Regions from separate parts of the Homo sapiens genome. Here region 2 is linked to region 1. The links are chromatin loops, found by intact Hi-C in ENCODE. Cell type or tissue: Caco-2. All regions are shown on one strand. Links, peaks and the distances in the headings refer to the core of each region. The heading gives the core; the rest is flanking DNA.

What was found. A loop is a pair of places that touch in the nucleus more often than their neighbours do. Peaks named below come from ENCODE experiments on the same cell type or tissue, not always from the same donor. Only the 100,000 strongest peaks of a DNase experiment are listed, where the experiment ranks them.
Region 2: it touches region 1 in a loop (22-fold over the local background); 6 of 110 quality-filtered maps call a loop at or near these places.

The regions. Positions count from the first base shown.
Region 1 is chrX:131,826,257-131,834,628 of GRCh38, reverse strand. FIRRE (firre intergenic repeating RNA element) reads left to right here and starts at 3,986. Exons shown (of 10, transcript NR_152876.1): 1 at 3,986-4,337. RefSeq lists an enhancer at 8,067-8,372. In Caco-2, for the core only: a CTCF peak has its summit at 3,619; a DNase peak (open chromatin) is centred at 3,868; H3K4me3 peaks cover 2,463 bases.
Region 2 is chrX:131,748,840-131,757,211 of GRCh38, reverse strand. FIRRE (firre intergenic repeating RNA element) reads left to right here. Exons shown (of 10, transcript NR_152876.1): 6 at 503-601; 7 at 1,466-1,614; 8 at 7,754-7,906. Among named protein-coding and RNA genes, the nearest start is that of FIRRE, 78 kb to the left of the region's middle. RefSeq lists enhancers at 3,808-3,967, 4,358-4,537. In Caco-2, for the core only: no CTCF peak of the experiment used is centred there; a DNase peak (open chromatin) is centred at 3,851.

The sequences.
Region 1 (8,372 bases), core at 1,100-6,099:
TTGCCAGGATAATTTTTGTATTTTTTTGTAGAGACAGGTTTCACCATGTTGCCCAGTCTGGGTGAATGACATTTTAAAAGTCTTTATTCTTGTTGGGATTGAACTATCATTTATTTTTGGCTTCATGATTTCTCAATATCTGAACAGTTTGCCAACAGCAACTATTGCTTTTTAAATTTTCTGGATAATAAGGCTCTTTCCAGGGTAGAATAAAAAGATTTCAAGTTCTCCAAGTACATATATGTATATGGGAACATGGAAATTGTATGAGATAATGATGATGTTTCTGTTCAAAACTACCTTCGGTATTCATTCAATTATGTTTAAAGATAGATAAACTACACATTAGTATACAGTCATGCCCTGTATAATGATCTTTAGGTCAATGACTGACTGCATATATGATGGTTATGTCATACATAATATTATAATATCGTATTTTTATTGTACCTTTTCTATGTTTAGATACACAAATACTTACCATTGTTACTATTGCCTACAGTATTCAGTATAACAACATGCTATACCACTTTGTAGCCTAGGAGCAATGGGCTATATTCTGCAACCTAGGAGTGTAGTAGGCTATACTATCTAGATTTGTGTAAGTACACTATGATGTTTGCACAATGATGAAATCAACTAACAATGCACTTCTCAGAATGTATCCCTGTCATTAAATTAGGCATGACTCCATATCCATCTATATGTGTACTTATGTTTAAAAAGTATATATATTTTTTGAGACGGAGTCTCACTCTGTCTCCAGGGCTAGCGTGCAGTGGTGTGATCTTGGCTCACTGCAACCTCTGCCTCCCAGGTTCAAACGATTCTCCTGCCTCAGCCTCCCTAAAAAGTGTATATTTTTAATTATGATTATTATAGTAACAATGCACTTAAATTTCACTCTCTTTGTCCGTATATTAATGTGTGTTTGTATATGTATGTATATGTGTACATGTGTATATGTATACACATAGAAACTTTGATATTTAGCTTCATATATAATAATAAGTTTACATTCATATGGGATTTATTCATATATCATGATTTGGATAATATTTTCACTTCTATTTCCTTGGCAATTTGTCATTACGAAAAATTTGCAAGACCTAATTTTTAGGAAATAAATAAATTTAAAGGGAAACATTAAGAAAAGATTATAGATGAATATAAAAATATGTCAATGCATTCACCTTGAACCTTTGATGGAGTACGTGTTTGGGTCACAGTCACAGTGCTAAAGAGATGAGGACACAGACTTTATTTATACAGTAATGCAATCTGTTGTTAATTTTTTTTAGTAATAAAATAAGATTAGGCCAGGTGCAGTGGCTCATGCCTATAATCCCAGCACTTTGGGAGGCTGAATTGGGAAGATCGCTTGAGCCTACAAGTTAGAGATCAGTCTGGGTAACATAAGGAGACCCCTTCTCTACAAAAAAATATAAAAAAGAAAAAAATAGCTGGGTGTGGTGGTGTGTGCCTGTGGTCCTAGCTACTCCAGAGGCTGAGGTGGGAGGATTGCTTGAGCCTGGAGGTCAAGGCTACAGTGAGCCATGATTGCATAGACTTGCCAGACCCAGTCTCTAAAAATATAATAATAAATAAATAAAATAAGATGAAATTTTAGATTTAATTGTAGGTTAAAATTTTGAGAAGGAAGGAATATCCTATATTTTCTGATGCACGCATGTTATACTTGTGATTCAATATTTGTTTTAGAGTATACACATGTTAGCATAATAAAGATTAGAAGCTCTTCAAATCATGATACCTGAGAGGAGACATCATAGGAATTAAATTTCCAGTTGTTAAATAAGTGTTTTATGAAGTGAACATGTCTTCAGAGACCATATTGTTATTGAATGTAGCAATCAAGAAGCTCTTGGTTAATGTTTCATTTACTAAAAATTCAGGTCTTGCAAATTTTTCATGATAATGACAAACTGCCCAGGAAACAGAAGTGAAAGTATACTCCAAACCATAACATACAAATAAACCTCATTTTAATGTAAACTTACTATTGTGTATGACACGAAATATAAATGTTTATGTGTATATATTGAAATGAGTGCATGAGTATATGAGTTTGCATGTGTATGTTGAAACTGTGAAAGGAAAATAAATCTCAGGGCCCCAAAATCACTAAGCCAAAGGGAAACGTCAAGCTGGGAACTGCGTCAGGCAAACCTGCCTCCCATTTTATTCCTAAATAAGATGGCTACAATGATTGAACAAAGCAAAAACAAAAAGCTACATATCTCCCTCACAATTTGCCCACTAGGAAATTCCTTGTGAGCCCCAAGATTTTTACCCTGAAACAGTTCTGTTGAATTTCACCCTGACAATGTAAATTTTGGCTTATCCTCACAGGTATGGAACAAAAGACAGAACTCAAAGTCTTCCCTCCGCTCACTTGAGACAAATGCATGTCTGATTGCTTCCTCTGCCCTGTGTTTATTTTATCCTATGTAAAAAATGCAGATTCACTGAGCTAGATGAATGTGTACGTGACTATTCCTCTACCCTCATCTCGCCTATGAAGGGCTGATCAAAGACTCAAAAGAATGCTACCCTTTGCCTCTTATCTACCCACATCTTTTCAAAATTTCTTCCCCTTTCCCCAGTATCTGCCCTTTCCCCTTTAAATATTGAAGCCCTCAAAATCATCTTTGAAGAAAGGCATGGACCTATCTCCCAGGCATGCGTGTACTTAAACTTGCAAAATAAATTTCTGAAACTATTGAGACCTGTCTCAGACACTTTTTAGTTCACAAAACATAATCCAGATGTTTATCAGTATTACTAATAGGTACTGTTTATGACAGTGCTTTACTCTTGGTCAGCACATGGTTCTTTTCTGAATCCTTTGCAAATCCTTTGCAAGCACCATGTCTTAATTACGTAAGATAAAATACCATAAGATTGACCCCTAAGTGATAAGCATATACACACTAAAGTCACAGGAAACCATTGACAGTCATATAAGAACATAGGAACATGCCTGTGTTCCGATTTTAAATTATTTTGACTATGAGACTGTATCAGTCTCCTCTGACTGGAATTTATACATATTTGAGTTTGTGTACCCTTCCAAATGGGCACTGTATAGCACGCAGTCTTGAGAACCATCTAGACACTTAGCTTAGGGTTCCAGACAACTGCTTCTCCCTCAACACACAGGCCTAGTGCCTAGGCCAGAAATTGAGTAGGACTCCCGGGAAACCTGGGAAGTGAGTCAGGCAAGAACAACATGGATTTGCTCTTCTCCAAGCCCTTAGATGCAACCATTTGCTTTTCCCTCTAGGCCTGGATCCCTGAGGTTTGACCCCTGATACACCAAGACAATTTAGTACCATGAGAAAAAGTTAGGTGAAGAAAAAGCAGAACTGTGAAGACTAGGTAAGTGGAAATTGAGTTCTTGAACTGAAAAGACCCCTGATGAGAGTGTAGGTTTAGGCGCCAGTTTGATTTCAGATGAAAAACCAAAAGCAAAATCACAATAGTATGAGCGAGTTTCTCAAGTCAGCCATATTTCCTGGTGCCTTAATCTGTTGGTCACATTTTTTTTTCATACCAGACGGGCGGGAGAAGAGGGCTTGGGGGCAGTATTGGATAGAATTCCAGGAGCAACACTGCCATCGTGAGGAAATTTCTGGAAAAAGCCCCATCCCTTAGAGGGCTTATATTGGAAAGTTCCATTCTGTTAGAGGCTGAGCAGGCTCGGACCATGAGCTGGATCTTAGTTCCACCTCCTGAGGCCTACCTGAAGCTCTGGACAGAGTGAGGTCCAGGTGTAGGAACTGGCCCGTGGGGAGGGAAGACTAAGTCGGCCTCTGGCAGGAAGTCCAGGCCCAGGAAGTTGTAGGGTGGGGTCTTGGTATTCTCCCAGTATGGGCGGGACTGGAGGAAGCCACCAACCAACGAAGTACTGGGCCTGTGGGTATTCGTCTCTCTCCCCGCCCCTGAGAGTCTGGGAAAGGCTGACACGTGGTGCCTTCAGGCTCTGGGGCCTAGGACCTTTGTGGTAGCAGAGTCACTGCAGAGAACCAGACAATACCAGGTTGCTTATAAAAGGATGCCATGTGCTTGCTGGAGGTCCCAGGTGCAACCAAATTGCTTGCAGCTAGGAGGACCTTGAAGAGAAATGGGATCAGCCCGCCAAACCAAGAAGGGTTAGCACTTTTGCTAGGAGAGCTGACCACGCACAAACAGATGAGAACCAAAACCGAGTGAAGAGGATTGAAGATGAACCCACATTTTAAAAGTTCTTGTCTGCTGGAGGTGGCATTACCTGTGACCTCGCTTCACTTCTCCATACATGGCTGTTATAGCAGGTACATTGTAAAGAAGCATGATTATTTCTAGAAATGCAAAAACATGTGGCAAGATTTTAAAACCTGTCATTATTCTAAAGAATACTTAATGAGATTTGAAGAGCATTCAAGTTACAAATGAGGAAAACTTGTTTTAGCATTCAAAGTACAAGAGAATTTGAACATTTTTTAAGTGTATATTATTTGTGCAAAGTGAAGATATAAGAATGTATGGCAAGGATATTTTTAAGTGGCTATTTCTTGTTGTGATTGAAGTACCGTTTACTTTCTACTTATAATTTCTTAAAATCTAAACGGTGCCAACAGTGGGTGTAACTTTTGTAATTTCTTGAAATAGAAAGGTCTTCTAGAGTAAGATACAAAAAAAATCCAAGCACTCAAATATACATTGTCATTCATGTATGCAAATGGTATAAGGTGGTGTTGAAGAATTTGTGCAAAACTGTATCCAGTTTGCATTCAATTGTCTTTAAAGAAAAGGATAGTCCATGCTCCCAGAGGCTGAATAAAAATAAATAAATAAAGAGAAGTAAATATATATATAATAGGTGCAATCATTTTCTTTTCCCTCTAGGCCTGTAACCAGGTAACTTGGACCTATCTATCTAATGCTTATACATATATATGCATTATGCATATCATGCATAATCATGGTCAGTGTTAGAGTGAGTATGCGTTTCAACTTTATAGATTTTACATAAAATTTTAAGATAAAATTTTGGTATAAGTTTTGAAAAATATAAACAAAAGAAACCCTAATGTTCTGAGGCATAAGCACATAGTGCCTGTTCCAATGTTAGCATGTATATATATATATATATATAGTCAGCATACTAATGATTAGGTAAGGCAGGTATCAAAATTAAGATACTTGAGTGGTGGCATTATAGGTATTATGTCCTGTGTATAAATTTTTTAAAAATTGAGAACCTAACATTCTTTAATGAATTAGTCAATCAAGAAGCTCATTGCAAATATTTTATTATCTAAAATCCAGGTCTTGCAAATATTTCATGACAATTTCAGTTACCCAGGAATGAGCAGTGAAAAGTTTGCATCTAAAACATGATGCATATATAAATTTAATTTAAATATGCTTATTGTAGTGTATTACCGTAAATATAGACCTCTGTGCATGTTGAAATAATGGGAGTAAATATGCAAAAGGCTATTAGTGTTTAATACAAGATTTTATGACAGTGCTTTTGTTCTTGATCAGCACATGGTTATTTTCTAAATTCTTTACAAGCACCATGTCTTAATTACTTATGAGGAAACACCATAAGACTGATTCCTAAGCTTAAGCAGTGGCACACACATATATAATAAAGCCATAGGAAGCCATTAAAAGTCAAATAATGATGTGCATGGGAACTTGCTTGTGTTTTAATGTTGAATGATGGAACCATAAGACAAAATCATGTTCCTTTCTACTGGAATTTTGTAAGTTTGGAGTGTGTGTGTCACCCCAAGAGGGATATTGTATGGAATTCAGCCTTGAGATCTATCTGGACCCTCCTATTAGGGTTCTGACATGGCTGCCCCCAACTCAATACACAAGACCTAGTGCCCAGGTCAGAAAATGGAGGACTCCCAGGGAACCTGGCAGTGAAACAAGTCACATGGCCTGGTGCCTAGATTTGTTCTTCTCTAGGCTGTTATTTCCATTATTTTCTTCACTTTCTTAGCCCTAGGTCCCTAAGAATTTCCCACTGAAGCAGATAACTTGGGAAATTGTTGGGGATCAAGGTTGAATGAAGAAGAGCAGACCTACAAAGCTATGGTAGAGTGGAAATGGGCATTTTTTTGTTTTTTTAAATTTTATTATTATTATACTTTAAGTTTTAGGGTACATGTGCACAATGAGCAGGTTAGTTACATATGTATACATGTGCCATGCTGGTGTGCTGCACCCATTAACTCGTCATTTAGCATTAGGTATATCTCCTAATGCTATCGGAAATGGGATTCTTTAAACAAAGTATGGCTGATGAAACTGGGTGGTATAGGCTTCAGTCTGAGTTCAGAGGGAAACCAGGAGCAAAAGTAAATTCGAAAGAGCAGATTTTCCCCAAACAGGGCCAATAGCAAGGCAGCTTTGTTTCCTGTCTCCTTTGTCTTGGTAGCTTTTTTCAGATTGAATGGGTGAGAGGAGAAGGGCTCTGGGGGTGGGGTGCCCAGGCAAGGCTAATCAGCTTTTCCAGAGCAATACTGCCATCAAGAGGATGTAGTTTGACAAAACACAAACCCAAAGTTGTTAGAGCCCCCCCAAGTTTTAGCAACTGAGAAATGTTGGGCCTTTTGTGAGGTTGAGTGGACCCTAGCCCTAAGTAGGTCCCCTTCACTTTAAATCTGAAGCCTTCCAGGAGCTCTGGACAAAGGCAGGATCCTGGGGGAGAAGCTGATAAGTGGGGGGTCAGGGGGAGGACTGAAGGGACAGCTACTAGGCAGGTGGAGTATAGGAAGTATTGGGGCTTAGATATCTACCCAGTGAGGGTGGGGCTAAAACAAATGGCTCAGATCCTATTTGGGGGGACTTCTGGCCACATATCCTCTGGCCATGCCCTTTGAACAATGAGGTAGGGGGTTGGCACAAGGTGTAAGCAATGTTAGGGTGCAGATGAAACATCTCATTCCAGATGATATCTAACAGCAGCCAGCGTGCTTTCTGGGGGTCTCAAGGATACCTAAAAGTCTGGTGCCCCCATTGCCTAGAGCAAGGAAGACCTGAGGAGAAGGCAGTGTGTGTCACTTGGCCAAGCCAATAAATCCTTGAACATCAATAGGAGTGCAGATATACACAACCAGAAGACCTGGAAGTATTTTCTGAAGCCAGGAGGTAACAGCTACCATGGCTTTGCAGCACTTTTTCTAGGGCCCAGTGTGAAGGCCTACCTATTTAGAGAAACCTACTCTTAGCTCTATTAAAGGAACAGAAATGAGTTCTTTAGCTATTGGCCTTCCCCTAAGGAAGATGAGGCCATTGAGACTTGGGACCTAACTGTTCATTCAGATTAGCAAGTATTGTTCTCTGTGCCTGCTTCTTAGCCTTTTTCTAATGAAGATTCCTTGTAAGCCCTCTAAAAGCTGAGCACATCAGGACCCTCAGGACACTTGCCCATAGCATAGCAAGAAAAGGCAAAAATTTTGTAAGATTGACTGCATGTGAGAGTTTTCTCGTGTATCAGTGATGGATTCAGTGGCTGACCACTTACAGAAGAGAAAGGAATGTTATTCTCATGCACTGCTGTAACATATGGTCACCACCTGAATTCTACTTGCCCAGGGTGGAGCTATAACATCTACTAGGAAGTTTTTAGCAACTACTACAAAGACCATAGGGTCCCTGGGGAAATTGACTTTCCTGCTATTCATGCCTTGGTCTAGCTGTCCTTGAGGATGTTATAGGTTGACATGAGCCAAGAAGGGTTTGAAAACATTTGAGAAAGCATGTCTCAATGGTCTCAAATACCTTATGAAAGTGTAAGGTGACCTCTGACCTTTTCAGCCTACTTCAGCTAAGCAGGTGACTGAGAGAAACCCTGCATCAGATGGGTTAGGCTGCCTGCTGTTGAGTCACAGTTTGACTTGACCATATGCTAGACTAGGAAAGCCAGATGTGTGGAGACAGTGCACCATAACTTAACTTAGAATTGTGAGTGACAGAGAGGTAGCCCCAGCCCTAGAATTCCTCAGGGTCAGGAATTTTGTATTCCCACACATTTTGGTTTACATTAAGAGACTATCTGGTCAGAGAGTGGATAGAGGCCTAAAGCAGCAGCAACTTGCTGAGTCCCAGGAATTCAAACGTGACACCGTGACCAGGAATGGGAGATTATAACTATTGCCAACTCTCAATACCACTCAATCATTGACAGTCAGCTCAGATCAAAAGCTGTTTCAAAATGTAGTTAAAAAGAAAACCACTCAGCAGGAAAGATGGCAAAGGAATAAGGCACCTCTATTATCACAGTCTCAAATTCACCAGTACTGAAGTAAATTGCAGTTCACTGTATTCTTCCATAATGCCCTTAA
Region 2 (8,372 bases), core at 1,746-6,745, 78 kb after region 1:
CGTGATCTCGGCTCACTGCAACCTCCACCTCCTGCGTCCCGGTTCAAGCAATTCCCCAGCCTCAGCCTCCCAAGTAGCTGGGATTACAGGCATGCGTCACCATGCCCAGTTAATTTTTGTATTTTTAGTGGAGACGGGGTTTCACCATGTTGGTCAGGCTGGTCTTGAACTCCTGACCTCGTGATCCGCTCACCTTGGCCTCCTAAAGTGCTGGGATTACAGGCATGAGCAACCGCACCTGGCCGTACAGTTTTCTTAGGTTACACATCTAGGTGACTAAATGTGTGAGATGCCTATTTCAACTACAATTTGTTGAATTTTGTTATCTTTCTTTGAAGATTTTAAAGATAAAGTTTTAAGGTAAGAATTAGGAATAAGAATTCTAGAAGAATTAAAAATTCTAATTTTCAGAGGTATAAGTATGTATTATACATCTGTTTATATTGTATATAAATATGTATTTATATGTTTATGTATGTTTAAATATATATATATTTTTTAGCCAGGTGCGGTGACTCATGCCTGTAATCCCTGCACTTTGGGAGGCTGCGGCGGGCGGATCACCTGAGGTCAGGAGTTCGAGACCAGCCTGGGAGACAGAGTGAGACTCCATCTAAAAAAAATTAATATATGTATATATATTTATATATGTATCTGTATTTTTTAGATTTAAAAGTGAAAATTGAGAACTTATGTTTTGATGAATAGTCCAATCAAGAAGTTCTTTGCAAATATTTTATTGTCCAAAATTCAGATATTACAAATGTTTTATGAGAATATCAAAAACTCCTCAACAATCAGATGTGAAACTTTTAATTCTTCAACCTTAAGTATAGCTAAATTCAGCTAAAATGTAAATTTATTGTGTGTTTGACTGTATACATAGAACTTTTTATCTGTGTATTGAAAAAAAGGGAGTGAATATGGAAATGGTTATCAGTGTTTAATATATAGTTTTATGACATTGCTTTTCTCTTCATCAGCATATGGTTACTGTTTTACTTTGCAAGTTCTATGTCTTGTCACTAATGAGAAAATATAGGACTTATTCCTAATGAAAAAGAGTAAGACACATGTACAACAAAGTTATAGGACAGTCTTAAGTCATAGCCATTTAATGACACTGGAAAAAATTTCTGTTCCAATGTTAAATAATGAAACCATGAGACAAAATTCTGTGATCCATCTGATTAGAATTTATAGTCATTCCTGTATTTGTGTCCATTCAAGTAGGGCTGTGTGTGTTTTCTCAGGCTGGAGAGCTGTCCGAACCCTTATGTTAGAGCCCCACTAAATATCAGCCTCCCTCTCAACATATAAGGCCTAATGACTAGGTCAGATCGTGCAGTAAAACTCCTAGGGAACCTGGGTAGGGAGTCAGGACAAGAACCACATAGCCTGGTGCCTAGATTTGCTCTTCTGAAAGACCTTAGGGGTAAAACTTTTTTTTTTCTTCTCTCCTTAGGCATGGAAACCTAAGGTCTGTACCCAAAACTACAGGACTATTTGACATCATAATAAAACACTGCAGATATGATGCTGAGTAAGAGTAGAAATGGGAAGACTTGGTTGTGCAGTAACTGAGTTCTTGAAAAGAGGAGATGCTTGATGAGGGTGAGTGGATTACATCACTGTTTAATATCCAATGGAAACCAAAAGCAAATGGCTAAGAGTGGAATATGTTTACACGAATTGAGCAAAATATTGGGTAGCCATAGTTTCTGGTGTCTTTGTTTCTTCATGGCCTTCTTTTTGAAACGTGTAGTCATGTATGTGTACACATTCATACAAAAAGCTGATAGTGTCTACTTTACTAAAGTAATATTCTTGAGGTCAAATTTTAAGATTTATCTTTATTTGCCAGGTGCAGTGGCTCATGCCTGCAATCCCAGTGCTTTGGGAGGCCAAGGTGGGCCGATCACGAGGTCAGGAGATTGAGACCAGCCTGGCCAACATAGTGAAACCCCGTCTCTACTGAAAATACAAAAATTAGCAGGGTGTGGTGGCACACACCTGTAATCCCAGCTACTCGGGAGGCTGAGGCAGGAGAATCACTTGAAACCAGAAGGCAGAGGTTGCAGTGAGCCGAGATCGTGCCTCTGCACTCCAGCCTGGGCGAAAGAGCAAAACTCTGTCTCAAAAAAAAAAAAAAAGATTTACCTTTATTTACAGTGAAGGCATGAAATGTTGAAAAATAAGACTTAGTACTGTGGACATTCAAATGAATTCACGCTCCTCAAAGGTTTCTTAAAATACACACTTGGTCTGATCCAAATCACAGTGTACACAGTAATCCACTTTTAATACAGATTTATTTTTTGCTGAAATTAACAATGTACTTATTGAAAGATATGCATGGAAATAATCCAAATGAGTTGCCTTGACAAGTTGTATTGTAGCGGTTTTCTTCATTATTAATACATGGACTATTCTTAATATTTGTCAAGCATTATTCTTTAATTTACTATTTGGAGAATACTGTAATCCTTACACCTAAAAGACAAATTATAAAACTCTCAGAGAAACATATAATTATAAACACACACAGTCCATAAAGTCTCAGGAAATACTTGAAGAATATTTAATGGCATGGGCACATGTTGTGTTTTGATGTTAAACGATGAGACCATTAGACGAAACTCGGAGTAACCGTGACAGGAATTAAACATATGTACTTTGAATATCATGCCATGTGGAGTATATATGGCATGCAGTAATGAGCATCACCTGGTTTCTCCTCTAGTGGCTCATGCCAAATTGTTGCCTACAATGCACCACAGAAGGCTCAGAAGGCTCTCAGAATAGGGAGAACTCCCTGGATGTCTCACAGGGGAGCCAGGTCAAAGACCTCTGGGATTTTTTGTTTTGTTTTGTTTTGTTTTTTTGAGACGGAGTCTCGCTGTGTCCCCAGGCTGGAGTACAGTGGTGCGATCTCGGCTCACTGCAACCTCCACCTCCCGGTTTCAAGCGATTCTACTGCCTCAGCCTCCCGAGTAGCTGGGACTACAGCCCACCACCACGCCCGGCTAATTTTTGTATTTTTAGTAGAGATGGGGTTTCACCATGTTGGCCAGGATAGTCTCGATCTCTTGAACTCGTGATCCGCCCGCCTTGGCCTCTCAAAGTGCTAGGATTACAGTCGTGAGCCACCACGCCCGGCCGACCTCTGGGATTTTTAAATTGTTTGCCGGAGAAGATCTTTTCTGCTTTCAGCCCTTTTCTCCTTTTTGTGTTTTCACCCACCGAATTTATCCGCTGAAAGAGACGGTTTGATGCCACGGAAATTACTGGACCTGTAACTCTGAAGCAAATCAAACTAACACAGACTAGTTCAGGAGAATATGTAATTTTTGATAGAACAAGGGCAGGTGGTTTAGGCCTTGGTTTGATTTGTTTTCTTTTCTTTCTTTCTTCTTTTTTTTTTTTTATTTGAGACGGAGTTTCTCTCTTGTTGCCCAGGCTGGAGTGCAGTGGCGCGATCCCTCAACCTCTGCCTCCTGGGTTCAAGCGATTCTCCTATCTCAGCCTCCCGAGTAGCAGGGATTACAGGCATGCGTCACCACACCCGGCTAATTTTGTATTTTTAATACAGACGGGGTTTCTCCATGTTGGTCAGGCTGGTCTCGAATTCCCGACCTCAGGTGATCTGCCCTCCTTGGCCTCCCAAAGTGCTGGGATTACAGGCGTGAGCCACCGCGCCCGGCCTTTAGTTTGATTTCAAGTTGAAAATAAAAAGAAAAAGTGCAGCAGTAAGACCGGCAAGCTCCAAACTGCAAGATATAAAGCATCCAGGTTTGGAACGCTTGTCTATGGGTGGCTTTTTTTTGAGGCAGGAAGGGCGGGAGAAGAGGACTTTGAACCGGGGCTTCTTCCTGTATGTGGAGCAATACTGCCATCGCGCGGATATCGTTTAAAAAAAAACCCTTCCACCATTACAGTGTTCTTCCCCGTGAGGACTACCTGTTGGCCAAGGTCTGGTCTGTGGGGAGGTGGAAGAGGCTTGGGCTCCATGCTAGGTAGGAGTCCTTGTCTTCTCCTCTAAGGCCTTAAAAGAGACCTGGATATGGGCGGTATCTTGGTATAGAACATGGAGATTGAACGTTCTGAAAGCAAATCCTATAAACTTCCCCTGGAATAACCCTGTTCTATGTGCGCGGTACTGATGCTACCAGAGACCCAAAGACCCATAGCCAGCACGAGAACGTTGGCTGACTCTTGCTCCAAGGGACAGGAATAAGAGATAGATGCCCGCAAGAGCCTCCATGTGTGTTTGAGTGGGTTCCTGCAGTCCTGCCCACACCAGGAGGAACTGGGGCCCGGCCCCACGATTTCCTGTGCCGGGACCTCCTGGCAGCTGCTGGTTGACTTCGAGCCCATCGCACTCCAGGTTCTACACCAAGATACCGCCAATGTTAAGGCCTCTCTTCAGGCCTTAGAGGAGAAAGCAAGAAGACCTAGCCTGGAGCCCAAGCGTCTGCCACCTCCCACTGTTCAGACTTTTCCCCACAGCGAATCTTTCCAGGAAGGACGCTGTAATGGCGTATTGTGTCTTTAAACGATTTCCTCACGGTGGCAGTCGTGCTTCACATTTTCAAGGAATCCCTATCTTGGCGCCCTTTTCTCCCACCCTTCCCGTCTGAAAAAACGCCACTCAGAGACAAAGGCGCCACCCAATATGGCTGCCTGGAGATTTGTCCAGTTTGGTGCAACCTGGTCTTACTGTTGAATTTTCGCTTTTTTTTTTTCCATCTCTAAACAAAATGAGGCCTAAACCACCCATGCTCATCAAGAATCTTGTTCTTTCAGAAATTAAATATACTGCTCACTGAGTCTATCTGGGTATGATTTACCTCACACAGTTACAGGTCCAGCAAGTTGAATGTAATGAAAATGATTTGCCACTAGATAGTGGTAATGCTTGCACTGCATTGTGAATATACTAAATGCCACTAAATTTCACACATTTTAATGGTTAATTTTATGTTTTATGAATTATACAAACTCAGTTTTTAAAAGTGCCAGTACTTTTAAACCTATCATTATTTCCATGAATAATTAATTATATTTGAAAAGTACTCAAGTTTTCAGTGAAGAAAACTTGTTTTAACAGATATACTACAAGGCAGCCAGGCTTGGTGCCTCATGCCTCTAATACTAGCACTTTGGGAGGCAGAGTTGGGTGGATCGCTTGAGGCCAGGAGTTCGAGATCGGTCTGGTCAACATAGCGAAACCCCATATCTAAAATTTAAAAAAAGAAAGAAAGAAAGAAAAAGAACCAGTTGCACTACAGGGGAATTTGAACATTAGTTTATAAAGTCCATATTATATGTGCATAGGGAAAATTGATTATTTCTTTTCACTGTGGTTGACCTATCATATGTTTTCGGCTTTATAATTTCTTAAAGTTCTAGAGTAAAATATGAAAAAAATTCAAACACTCAAAAGTAAATACTGATGTAGATACATTCAAAGAGTATAAGGTGATGCTGAAGATTTTGTAGAAAATTTCAAACAATATGAATCCAATTATATTTAGAGTAAACTGTGTTGTGTCTGTATTTATATCTGTAGGTATATTACAAAATTTTAAATGCCATATATATATATATATATATATATATATATATATATATATATATTTTTTTTTTTTTTTAGACAGCGTCTCACTCTGTTGCCCAGGCTGGAGTGCAATGGCATGATCATGGTTCACCGCAGTATCAACCTCCCTGGGCTCCTGTGGTCCTCCTACCTCCACTACCTAAGTAGCTGGGGTTTCCATTGCAAGCCACCATGCCTGGCTATTTTTTGGATTTTTTGTAGACACGGGGTCTCACTACATTGCCAGGACTAGTCTTGAACTCCTGGGCTCAAGCTATCCACCTCCTTGGCCTCCCAAAGTGCTGGGATTACAGTTGTGAGCCACTGTGTCTGGCCAATGCTATATATTTTTAATCCTGATAGGTGTTATAGTGAGTATATGTTTGAAGATGGTATTTTTGGCCAACAAATCGTGTCTTTAATTCATCATTATATAAACAGAGACACTAATGAAGCATTCTAGTGGCATGTGAGTTGTGTGAATGCATCCATCTTACAGTTTTCTTAGGTCACACATCAAGGTGACTGAATGTGAGAGATGCCTATTTCAACTATCATTTATTGAGTTTTGTTATCTTTCCTTTGAGATTTCAAAGATCAATTTTTAAGGAAAGAATTAGGAATAAAAATTCAAGGAGAATTAAAAATTTCAGTTTTCAGCGGTATAAGTGTGTATAATACATATGTTCATATTGCATATAAATATGTATTTATATGTTTATATGTGTATAAATATATATATTATACTTAAAAGTACAAATTGAGTACTTATTTTTTGTTTGTTTGTTTTGAGATGGAGTCTCACTCTGTCGCAGAGGCTAGAGTACAGAGGCACAATCTCTGCTCACTACAACCTCCGCCTCCCGTGTTCAAGTGATTCTACTGCCTCAGCCTCCTGAGTAGCTGGGATTACAGGTGCCTGCCACCAAGCCCAGCTAATTTTTGTATTTTTAGTAGAGTCAGGTTTCACCATATTGGCCAGGCTGGTCTCGAACTCTTGACCTTGTGATCCACCCGCCTCGGCCTCCCAAAGTGCTAGGATTATTGGCGTGAGCCACCGCGACCGGCCGAGTACTTATGTTTTCATGAATAGTCCAATCAAGAAGTTCTCTGCAAATATTTTATTGTCTTAAATTTAGATATTGCAAATTTTTTATGAGAATATGAAAAACTCAGGAATCATATGTGAAACTTTCTTCAACCTTATGTATAGCTAAATTCAACTAAAATGTAAATTTATTGTCGTGTTTAACTGTATAGATAGAACTTTTTCTCTGTGTTGAAAAAATGGGAGTAAATATGGAACTGTTCGTTTGTTTGGTTTTGAAACAGAGTCTCGCTCTGTCGCCCAGGCTGGAATGCAATGGCGTGATCTCGGCTCACTACAGCCTCCGCCTGCTGGGTTCAAGCAATTCTGCCTCAGCCTTCTGAGTAGCTGGGACTACAGGCATGCGCCACCATGCCCGGCTAATTTTTTGTATTTTTAGTAGAGATGGGGTTTCACCATGCTGGCCAGGCTGGTCTCAAACTCCTGACCTCGTGTTCTGCCCGTCTCGGCCTCCCAAACTGCTGGGATTACAGGTGTGAGCCACCACGTCCGGCCCATAATATGGAACTGTTTATCAGTGTTTAATACACAATTTTATGGCATCGATTTTCTCCTGATCAGCACATGGTTATTTTTATCTTCTTTGCAAGTTCCATGGCTTTGTTAATAATGAGAAAATACAGGACTGATTCCTAACTGAAAAACAATAAGACACATACAAAACAAAGTCACAGGACACAGTCGTAAGTCACAGCCTTTTAAAGACACTGGAAAATATTTCTGTTCCAATGTTAAATAATGAAACCATGAGACAAAATCCTGTTATCTATCTGATTAGCATTTATAGTCATTTGTGTATTTGTGTCCATTCAAATAGGGCTGTGTGGGTCTTGTCAGGCTGGAGAGCTATCCGTACCCTTATGTTAGAGCTCCACTACATATCGGCCTCCCCCTCAACATGTAAGGCCTACTGCCTAGGTCAGATATGGAGTAGAACTGCTAGGGAACCTGGGTAGGCAGTCAGGACAAGAACCACATGGCCTGGTGCCTAGATTTGCTCTTCTCCAAGACCTTAAGGGTAAGCTTTTTTTCTCTTCTCTCCTTAGGCATGGATCACTAAGGTCTGTTCCCAATACAAGAAGACTCTTTGACATCATAATAAAATACTGCAGATACGATGCTGAGTGAAAAAGAGTAGAAATGGGAAGACTTGGTTGTGCAGAAACTGAGTTCTTAAAGAGAGGAGATACTTTATGAGGGTGAGTGGATAACCTCTCAGTTTAATATCCAATGGAAACCAAAAGCAAATGGCTAAGAGTGGAATATGTTTACACAAATTGAGCGAAATGTTAGGTAGTCATAGTTTCTGGTGTCTTTGTCTCTTCATGGCCTTTTTATTGAAACATGTAGGGATGTATCTGTAAACATTCAGACAAAAAGCTGATAGTGTCTACTTTTCTTTCTTTCTTTCTTTCTTTTTTTTTTTTTTTGAGGCAGTGTCTCGCTCTGTCGCCCAGGCTGGAGTGCAGTGGTACAATCTCGGCTCACTGCAAGCTCCCTCCCGGGTTCACGCCATTCTCCTGCCTCAGCCTCCCAAGTAGCTGGGACTACAGGCGCCCGCCACCATGCCCCACTAATTTTTTTTTTTTTTTGTATTTTTAGTAGAGACAGGGTTTCACCGTGTTAGCCAGAATGGTCTTGATCTCCTGACCTTGTGATCTACCC